Linked DNA regions of Homo sapiens: region 1 is linked to region 2. A link is a contact called in ENCODE Hi-C or POLR2A ChIA-PET data. All regions are on one chromosome and are shown on one strand. The core of a region is the stretch at or near the end of the contact, and the rest is flanking DNA. Distances in the headings are between cores, read along the strand shown. Region 1 has its middle 48 kb from the start of INTS6-AS1. Region 2 overlaps INTS6 (integrator complex subunit 6).

Region 1 (4,326 bases), core at 825-3,324, 82 kb after region 2:
TGGAGGAGCTGCTTTCAGTCTCGCTCACATGGTTGTTGCAGACCTTAGTTCCTTACCATGTGGGTCTCTCCATGGGACTGCTTGACACAGAAGCTGGCTTCCCCAAAGTGAGAATTCCAGAGAGACTCTGAGACAGGGAGGTGGTGGTAGGGAATGGGGAGAGAGAGGGGGTGAGGAGATAGAGAGAGAGAGAGAGAGAGAGAATGTGAACAAGAAGGAAGCTGCAGTGATTTTTAGGATCTAATCTCAGAAGTAACGCATCATCACTTCTGCCATATTCTACTGGTCACATTGACCAAGTCTGATACATTATGGGAGAGGACTACACAAGTTCATGAGTACCAGGAAAGATATCACTAGGGGCCACCTTGGAGGCTAGTTACCACCACCATGTGATGGCACTTTCAAATTAGGGTAATTTGTGAAATTTCTCATGCACACGTGAGTGGATGTGTATGAACAGTTTGTTTTCTTACAAAGGGACAATTTACAAAGATATGTGCAGGGATTAGGCAGACCACAAAGGGATCATGCAAGTTCCTAGAGCTCGAAGGAGAAAGAATTGTGGAGTGCAGGGCCACCTTGAGAGGAGTCATGCTGGGAGACACACACACAGCTATGTGCTGGAGCCACCTCATAGGACACATGAGAGCTGACTGCATCTTTTCCCAACTTGTATTCAATGATGTCACACTGGTAGCCTAAAATCGGTCATGGTGGGAATACGGTACCATGGTAATCAGCAAATACTGTAAACCAGAACTTTTTTTTTTTTTTTTGCAGAAAGCCAGTTAAACATTTACTAGCACACCACTAGGCATAGACAGACTGAAGCAACCTCTTAAGGTGGTAGCTAAGAGAACTCACACCCAGACCCTACTCTCTCAAGGCAGAGGGAGGACGAAACTCAACCAGGAAGCCAGAGAACACAGGAGCCACTCTACATGCTCTACACAAACCATCCCCTGGAAAAGATAGCAGGGTACAGACTAGAACCGCATAGTAAGGCTACCTATCATGAATGCACTCCTGCCTGGGTGACAGAATGGCTCTCCAGTGTCTTCTTCAAGCAAGTGTGTCGACAGTGATTCAAGTAACTGAAAGAGAAACCAACAAAGTATCATTTGTCGCAATATCTCAATTATTCTCTTTTAACCATCCTTATCACTCTTGATTTTCCACATCAGTGGGGGGAACTTTGGCAGACAATTGAAAATATCACGTTTTCCGGTCAGGTCAGTGAATGAGTTTTGCTTTGTTTTGGTTTTTATAAACAATGGAAACTGACCCTGGCTAAGTTAAGAGAGAAGAGAAAGATGTGGGACAGCTCCCAGAATGAAAAAACAACCTGAAGAGTGAGACTCAGAAAGAGCAGCCCTGGGGTAGAAAGTGGTTGATGATCTCTTCAGAGCATCATTGTTGAAATCCTGGTCCTTTTTTTTTTTTTTTTTTTTTTTTTTTTTACACAGTCCTTGACTTACCCTGCTCAAGATACACTAGTCTAGAATAAAATTTGATTGGCCAACTCTCTTGGCAAGAAGCAAGTTTCCTTAACTAGCAGTCCCACTGGGACTGCCACAGTGAGGAGCCATTAGTTCCCAACAAGCAACTCACAGTGCTCTTAGAAAGAGGAACAGGAGCTGGGAAGCCAAGGAGCAGCAAACGTCCTCAACAATCTGGGACACGACCTTGCTCCAAGGTCCCTCCTAAGTTGCAGGTGGAGGGGAGCAACATTCAGACCAGTAAACTGGAAGTAATTGAGAATTAGTTGTTCTTTTAAAATCTTCAGGCATAATGTCAATAATTCAGAATGCCATAGAATCTGACATTAGAAGAGTTAATGTTTAAAAATCAAAGGTATTAACTAAACATTGGAACTAAAATAAATAGGAAACTGGAAGAAAAGCTGAAATGTGCTCCTGTATAAAAGGAAAATCAAAGCCACTGTTGTGCCATATCTGATGACCACATAAGTATGTAAGCATTGTGAGTTTGTATGAGACTTTCTGGTACACATTGGTTGTAAATATGAGGTCAGAGAAAATTCTTGGCTTCGGCAGGACACAGTGGCTCAAGCCTAGGAGGCCAAGGTGGGCGGATCACATGAGGTCAGGAGTTCGAGACCAGCCCAGCCAACATGGTGAAACCCCGTCTCTACTAAAAAAACAAAAATTAGCCAGGCATGGTGGTGCATGCCTGTAATCCCAGCTACTCAGGAGGCTGAGGTATGAGAATCGCTTGAACCCGGGAGGCGGAGGTTGCAGTGAGTCGAGATTGCACCACTGCACTCCAGCCTGGGTGACAGAGTGAGGCTCTGAGAAAGAAGGAAAGGAAGGAAGGAAAGGAAGGAAGGAAGGAAGGAAGGAAGGAAGGAAGGAAGGAAGGAAGGAAGGAAGGAAGGAAGGAAGGAAATTCTTGGCCTTTAGGGCTGTGGGTCCCCCTGGTCTGCATTGTTCTGCTCTCTCCACTCCTCCAAGCCCTGCTGTCCTTCAAGACTCAGCCCACATGTTTTCCCTCTGAGTCTTCCTGGACCAAATCCAGCCCAATCCATGATTAGTGTTTGTCATCTATGCCTTGTACTTGGCACTTTTCAAATGTCCCCTTAGCTTGTTACACACATCTTAGGTATGAGTCCTGATCTTCATTTAAGGTTCAAGAATATTGGAGGCAGGATCTCTGTCTGACAATGATAAGTTGGCTGTTGGAGGTTTACTACAACTTTATAAAAACTTGATCTTTCTTTCTTTTTCTAGTTCCTCTTCTTCCTAACCTCAAAAATATGAACCTTCACAAACGCTTGCCCTTCTTCTCTCTTTTTTCTACCTCACAATGTTATGTGTTAAAGATTGATTAATGAGAGTATACATATGAAAGCCCAGGAAGGACTTAGGTGCAGATGTTTTAATTTTGTATGATGCCCTTCCCACTACAAGGTCCCCCAAGCACATGCACATCCCTGTAATGCTTACTAATATTGATAGTATTTGCCTCATGCTACATGTACTTTCTCAATGATCTCATCTACTTGGGTAGTTTCACTGTGATCTTTTAGGGGACAACTCCCCTTCTGCCTCCAGCTGACTCATCTCCCAGCCCCAGGCCTGTATTTCTGATCAGTTGTTCTGTATCCATCTCAGACTCAGCACATCCTGAATTGAACTTATCCTTCCATACAAGCCTAGTCCTTTTCTTCATGGAAGCACTGGATCTCAAGTCATAACTGTGCTAGATGTGAGTCATACTTGAAGTCTCAGAAACATTTCAGCTCCAGAATCCCCCTCTCACCCTCCCCTACCCAATATTGGTTGCCAAATCCTGGTTGAGCCTCCCAGTCTTCCTAACGTTCTATTTTTTCTGTATTCCCATGTCCGACCTTCATTAAATTTCAACTCCGCTCCCCCACAACCATAGATCCAAGCTTTTAGGCCTCCTGGTGTTACATGTCAACAAGCTATCCACAATTTGTAGCACCAACCAAGCTTTCTGGCCTCATCTCTTCTGTAATCCTCAAATCCAGTACCATCTCCTTATTTCACATTCCCAGAATACACCCTCCACCATCACACAATTAACTTGGCTGAAGCAATTTCCTTTGTCTTGAGTGGTCTTGCCACAAGGATCTTTATAATCCTGCATCCTCCAAGACACCTTAGAAATTTTACCAACTAAAATTAATTATTCCTTCTAATAGTAATAACTGCCCCTTATAGAGAACTGAATATGTGCCAGGGCCTTGACATACATCATCACATTTAATCCAGACCACAACCCAGCGAGTTAGTTATTATAGGTCCACAATCCCTTATCTAAAGCCATGAGGCCAGTTGTGCTTTCAAATTTAAAATGCCTTGTTTTTCAGAAGGGTAATACACTGGTATGTATCTCGGTTTCCCCACCTGTAAAATGGAGGATAAATACAAGCACAGTACGTCCCTTATGGGATTGTCGTGAAACAGGCAAGGTGTCCCTTCTAGAAGACCCAAGTGAAATTCCCATTCAAATGCATTTTTTGGGGTCTATTTGTTTGACCGTGATTTTGGCTTTTGAATAATGTGTTACTGGGGAAATGAATGGTTCTAACTTTACAGTTTCCTAGATGTAGCAGGAAGGTGATTTGAGCCTTCAGTTTCATTGCATGTTGTGTTTCTTTTTTTTTTTTTTTTTTTTGCAACTGTTACTTCTTTCTGCTACTTAGCCTAACCCCCCCCACCCTCCCTCCCCCCCTCCCCCCCCTCCCCACCATACTCAGCGTTTTCTATCAAAAGCCCAGGCCTCCTGCCACTGCAGTTAGAACCCTTTCTTCACTTTTCTGGCCTATTTTATTAT
Region 2 (4,425 bases), core at 193-2,692:
GGCGTGAGCTACTGCACCCGGCCAGAAAATTATTCTTTTCTCATTAAACTGTCTTAACTCTTGTCAAAAATCGACTGACTATAAATGTATGTGTTTTGCTGCTAGACTCTCAATTCTATCTCACTGACCTATATGACTGTCCTTATGCAGTACAATACTGTTGCTTGTTTTTTTCTTTTAATCCCACACTAGAGTGTAAAGAGCAATGGACCTGAAAAAATAAAACAAACAGTCAAGTCCTAGCTCTGCCTCTTAGGTAGAAATCAGCCTTACTAAGACATTTTCCTCACCGTCACAGAATTGAGAATTACAGGAGATGTGAAATTACCTTGTAAACAATAAAAGTTAAACACTTAAGTTTACACATTTTTTAAAATAATTAAGCTCAACCTCATACATTATTTTAGTAGCCAGGAATAAAAGAAAGTAATACAGTAACAGTCCTTCACAATCTGTTTCTAAGAACAGTGCCTAGGCACATGGTAAGCCCTAAATACATATTTATTGAATGAAATTAACCATTTTCCAATTGTTTTGCATTCTCTTTATTCATTTCCTATAACTGTTAAGATTATGAGGAAACAATTTATAAATTTAAAAGCATCCTATATCAGCTTTTTCTTTAGTATATTTCCTTGAAAAAAAAAAATCAAGTAAATTTCCCTTAGGCTATTTCTAACTTTAATACTATTATCCAATATAAGCAATGAAGAAGGTTCTCCTCATATCATATTTATTAAGGAAAGGAAAATTAAGAAATTCTAGGCAACAAAGCAAGATCCTGTCTCAAAAAAAATTATTAAAGTCAAAGTGAATCCCATAAAACTTAATGCCAACCCAATTATTTATTGTTAGTTCCTATTGTTACACTCCACAGTTAAAAATGTGTATCCTTAGGAATATCCAATGTACATCCAAAAGGAATTTTTGATTAAAAAATCAAAACTTTTTTTTAGCTTCTAGTAGTTTAAGGTCAATATTTGTTCAGAGGAAAGAGCAATCACTTGACAACCTGCAATACTGAAATACTTTCTTCAACAAAGTTTTACCCCAACAAATTGCAAAGGTAAAGTCTTTCTAATTTTTTAACAACTTTATTGAGAAATTCATCCATTTTATGTGTTCAACGAGTTTTAGTAAATTTACAGAGTTGTACAACCATCACCACCATGCAGTTTTAGAACATTTCCAACATCTTAAAAAGATCCCTGTGCCCATTTGCAGTCAGTCTCCCAAACACTTCCAGGCAAGCACTAATCAACTTTATGGACATTCCATATAAATGGAATAATGCTATATGAGGTCCTTTGCATCTAGGGTAATGTTTTTCAAGTTCATCCATGTTGTAGCATGTCACAATTCATTCCTTTTTATTGCTAAATAGCACTCCAAGTTTCTTAATTTTATGTCTGGTATAGTTCAACCTACAATCATGTCCTCTTTTATGAGGAAGTGAAAACAGATGAGGTGCCAAAAAAACCTGCTCTTTGTATAGTCCACGCTACTTCTTTCTAAAATGCAAATCTAATAACTTTCTCCTCTACTAAAATCTCTTCAATCCATAAGGTTCCCATCTGTAAGGTTCAATCTATAAGGTTTTCATCAATCTGTAAGACAAAGTCGAAACTCCTTGGCAGAGAATATAGGACGTGCCATGCCAATCTATCTAGTCTCATTTCCTGCTGCTGTTTTTCTTGAACACTTTGCCAGCTATCAATACTGAGGTACATACAGTTCTCCCAAACTCTCTTCAGTGACCTTTATGTCTTTGCATACATCTACTTCACAAACTTGAATTAACCTTTCAAAATCCAACTCAAGACATTTCCTAGAGCCAGCTCCGGCCTCACTTTCTCAACTGTACCATCTTATTAGCTTGTGCTTTAATAATTTTACATCTTACACTATGCCATAACTGTACCTCTCATATCAAACTCATGAGCCAGTACCTAACCCTGCATCTGAACTTCACTACTGTTCAATAAGCATCTGTTCACTTTAACTGAATACTCTCTACTAGTGGTGTTCTACCCACTTCATAAAGGAAAAATCAATTCCATAAAGTCCACTCTCTAAAACTAATGTGAAAAGGATCTAACAGAAGTAGTACAATACAACTCCAAGGTCTAGAACAGTAGTCTACAAAACAGGGTATACACCAGCGATCAGCAAACTATAGCCCACCAACCAAATCCAGCCCAGAGCCTATTTTTTGTAAATAAAATTTTATTGAACACGGCCACTCTCACTCATTTAACATACTGTCTATGGCTGCTTTTGCCCTCCAACAGTGGAATAGTTCCAGTACACACTATACAGGCTGAAAAACCTAAAATGTTCACTATCTGGCCCTTCAAAGAAAATGTTTGCTGACCCCTAGTATAAATCATGATCCATGTTATTCAAGAAGCAAAGATCAGAATTTCCTTTGTATAAATTTTTTCCTCTCATCTTTTTAAAGTTCTATTTTAATATATGTTTTTAACATAATAATATTAATGCAGTAGTCACATATATAATTTCTAAATTTAAAAATGTGCATACACTGGGAATGGTACATACTTAATTTTTTTTTTTTTTTACTAATATAGGTGGTTCATTTAAAAAAAAAAAGTTAAGTCTTAGGACAAGCTTTAGCATTTAAATTTAGTAATCAACGTTATTAGCAATCAATGTTATTACATGAATAACTGAGTTCTGTGAGTGCTTCAAATCACAGAGAAAGAGGCCCAGAATTAAACTTTTTCCAAAATACTCAAAACATCTCTGGAGAATCTTTTTCTGGTGCTAAAAATGTCATTGAAATGATGCAGGTAGTACTAATATTCTTCAACAGAATGCAATAAAATACGAGCTACATAAATCCAAACTTGGTTCAAAGGTAGCTATGTTTTTTTAAAAAAGGTTATTATAACAGACAAAGCAAATGCAAACTTATCCTTCCAAACCCTGATAATTGGTAATACCAAATAACTGGTATCTAATAAATATACAAATCAAGAGAATACCTTGCTAGCTAAATTAAAAAAAAAAAAAAAAAACTATCCATACTTAACAACCAAGTGCAATTTTGTAACCAAAGTGTTCCTTAGCTATGATAGCAAGGCTATTTCGGTCTAAGACAACAGATACTAACCTAAAGCTGTGAAGAGCCCCAGGAAATACCGAGTTCCTCACTTACAGATCTTAAGCTTAGCAAGGTGGTTCTACTAACTCAAAAGCTGGGGTCTGATAATCATCATCAACCAATTTATAAGCTCAAAGTTAATTACCAATTGAACCTGGATTTATCAGTTTAGGGTTGTCATTCTATGTTGAATCAGATTCTCCAACAAATAGTCATAGCCCCCAGAGAGAACTACACTCTACTCTGCTCACCTTTAAGGCTTTTTCTGAGGCCTTCCGAGATGACTAGCATCAGACTTTTGAGGAAGGCTAGCCATTAGACAAGGCTTTTCCCCACGATCTGACTGCTTGAAGTGACATCCAGGATCAGGTCGATCCTGTATCCAGGAATCATGACCCTCCCTGAGGCACCAGTCATCATGAGACAGTCAGTGCACTTTAGCACTTCTTGAAAACCACTGGGCTGCTCCTTTAGCTGAAAGGAAAAAAAACATCAAAACCACAACAAACAAAACAAAGGGGGAAAAATCAGTAATTCAATCTGAAAAGACAGAGCGTGGGGAAAAATATACCAAAACAGCCTTGTCTAGATCAAAATGCAGCCTTGCCTTGATGTAAAGCCCATAGTTTCAATGTCTTTCTAGTCACTGCACTAAGGTTATTCCTAATATAAAAGTCTAAAAAGTTTAATATCTACAGTATTACATCTGAAAAGAACAAGTGAAAGTGGAAGTTAAATAAAATCACTATGGAAATACAGCTAAATAAGTATTATCAAGGTATTTATAAATGACTAGCAGCCTAAGGGTTATTTACAAGAGAGTGCACCATCAGAAAACCACATACTCAACATTTTCATTCTCTCAAAATTGAAATCTGACATGGAGAAGCATGAAACACCCAAATAGGCTAAGTTTAACAGAAAAGTGCCAATCTATTAAATAAAAAATTAGGCTAGTATCCTCTGACTTACTTGACACCAGTACACAGAGTAAAACACACACACACACTGCTCTTAACCTAGCATTCTGTAGAATTTTCAATGTTTGCTTGAAATAAGCAATTTTAAATGTTCATATCATATGTCCTTAAATTTCAAACAAACTTTAAAAGCTGATTTAACGCTTATTTATTTAAATCTGCTTCAAAGTAAAAAAAAAATTTAACTATCAGAATCTGCTCATTTCAATTTTTAAATACAAAATATTTTCCTAAAACATAATGTTAAAAGGCAAGAAAAAGTCTTTGAGGTAATTGTTTTAAATGTTAAATTATAAATCCTTTAAAACATCCTTACAC

Evidence for each region. A loop is a pair of places that touch in the nucleus more often than their neighbours do. ChIA-PET counts read pairs that join two places held with the same protein, here RNA polymerase II (POLR2A). Pooled maps may share reads with other maps.
Region 1: a pooled map shows a loop between it and region 2 (2.6-fold over the local background). The contact joins two enhancer-like sites. A Hi-C loop is called at or near these places in 2 of 50 pooled maps. POLR2A ChIA-PET finds 5 or more read pairs at or near these places in 3 of 52 experiments (AG04450, activated CD4-positive, alpha-beta T cell and activated T-cell).

The regions. Positions count from the first base shown.
Region 1 is chr13:51,499,322-51,503,647 of GRCh38, forward strand. No RefSeq gene overlaps it. Among named protein-coding and RNA genes, the nearest start is that of INTS6-AS1, 48 kb to the left of the region's middle. RefSeq lists an enhancer at 3,179-3,328. Within about 2 kb of position 2,075, at least 3 of the 41 ENCODE cell types and tissues checked have a DNase peak (open chromatin) inside an H3K27ac peak, as active enhancers do.
Region 2 is chr13:51,417,734-51,422,158 of GRCh38, forward strand. The region is part of intron 4 of INTS6 (integrator complex subunit 6); the gene reads right to left. Among named protein-coding and RNA genes, the nearest start is that of INTS6, 33 kb to the right of the region's middle. Within about 2 kb of position 1,443, at least 3 of the 41 ENCODE cell types and tissues checked have a DNase peak (open chromatin) inside an H3K27ac peak, as active enhancers do.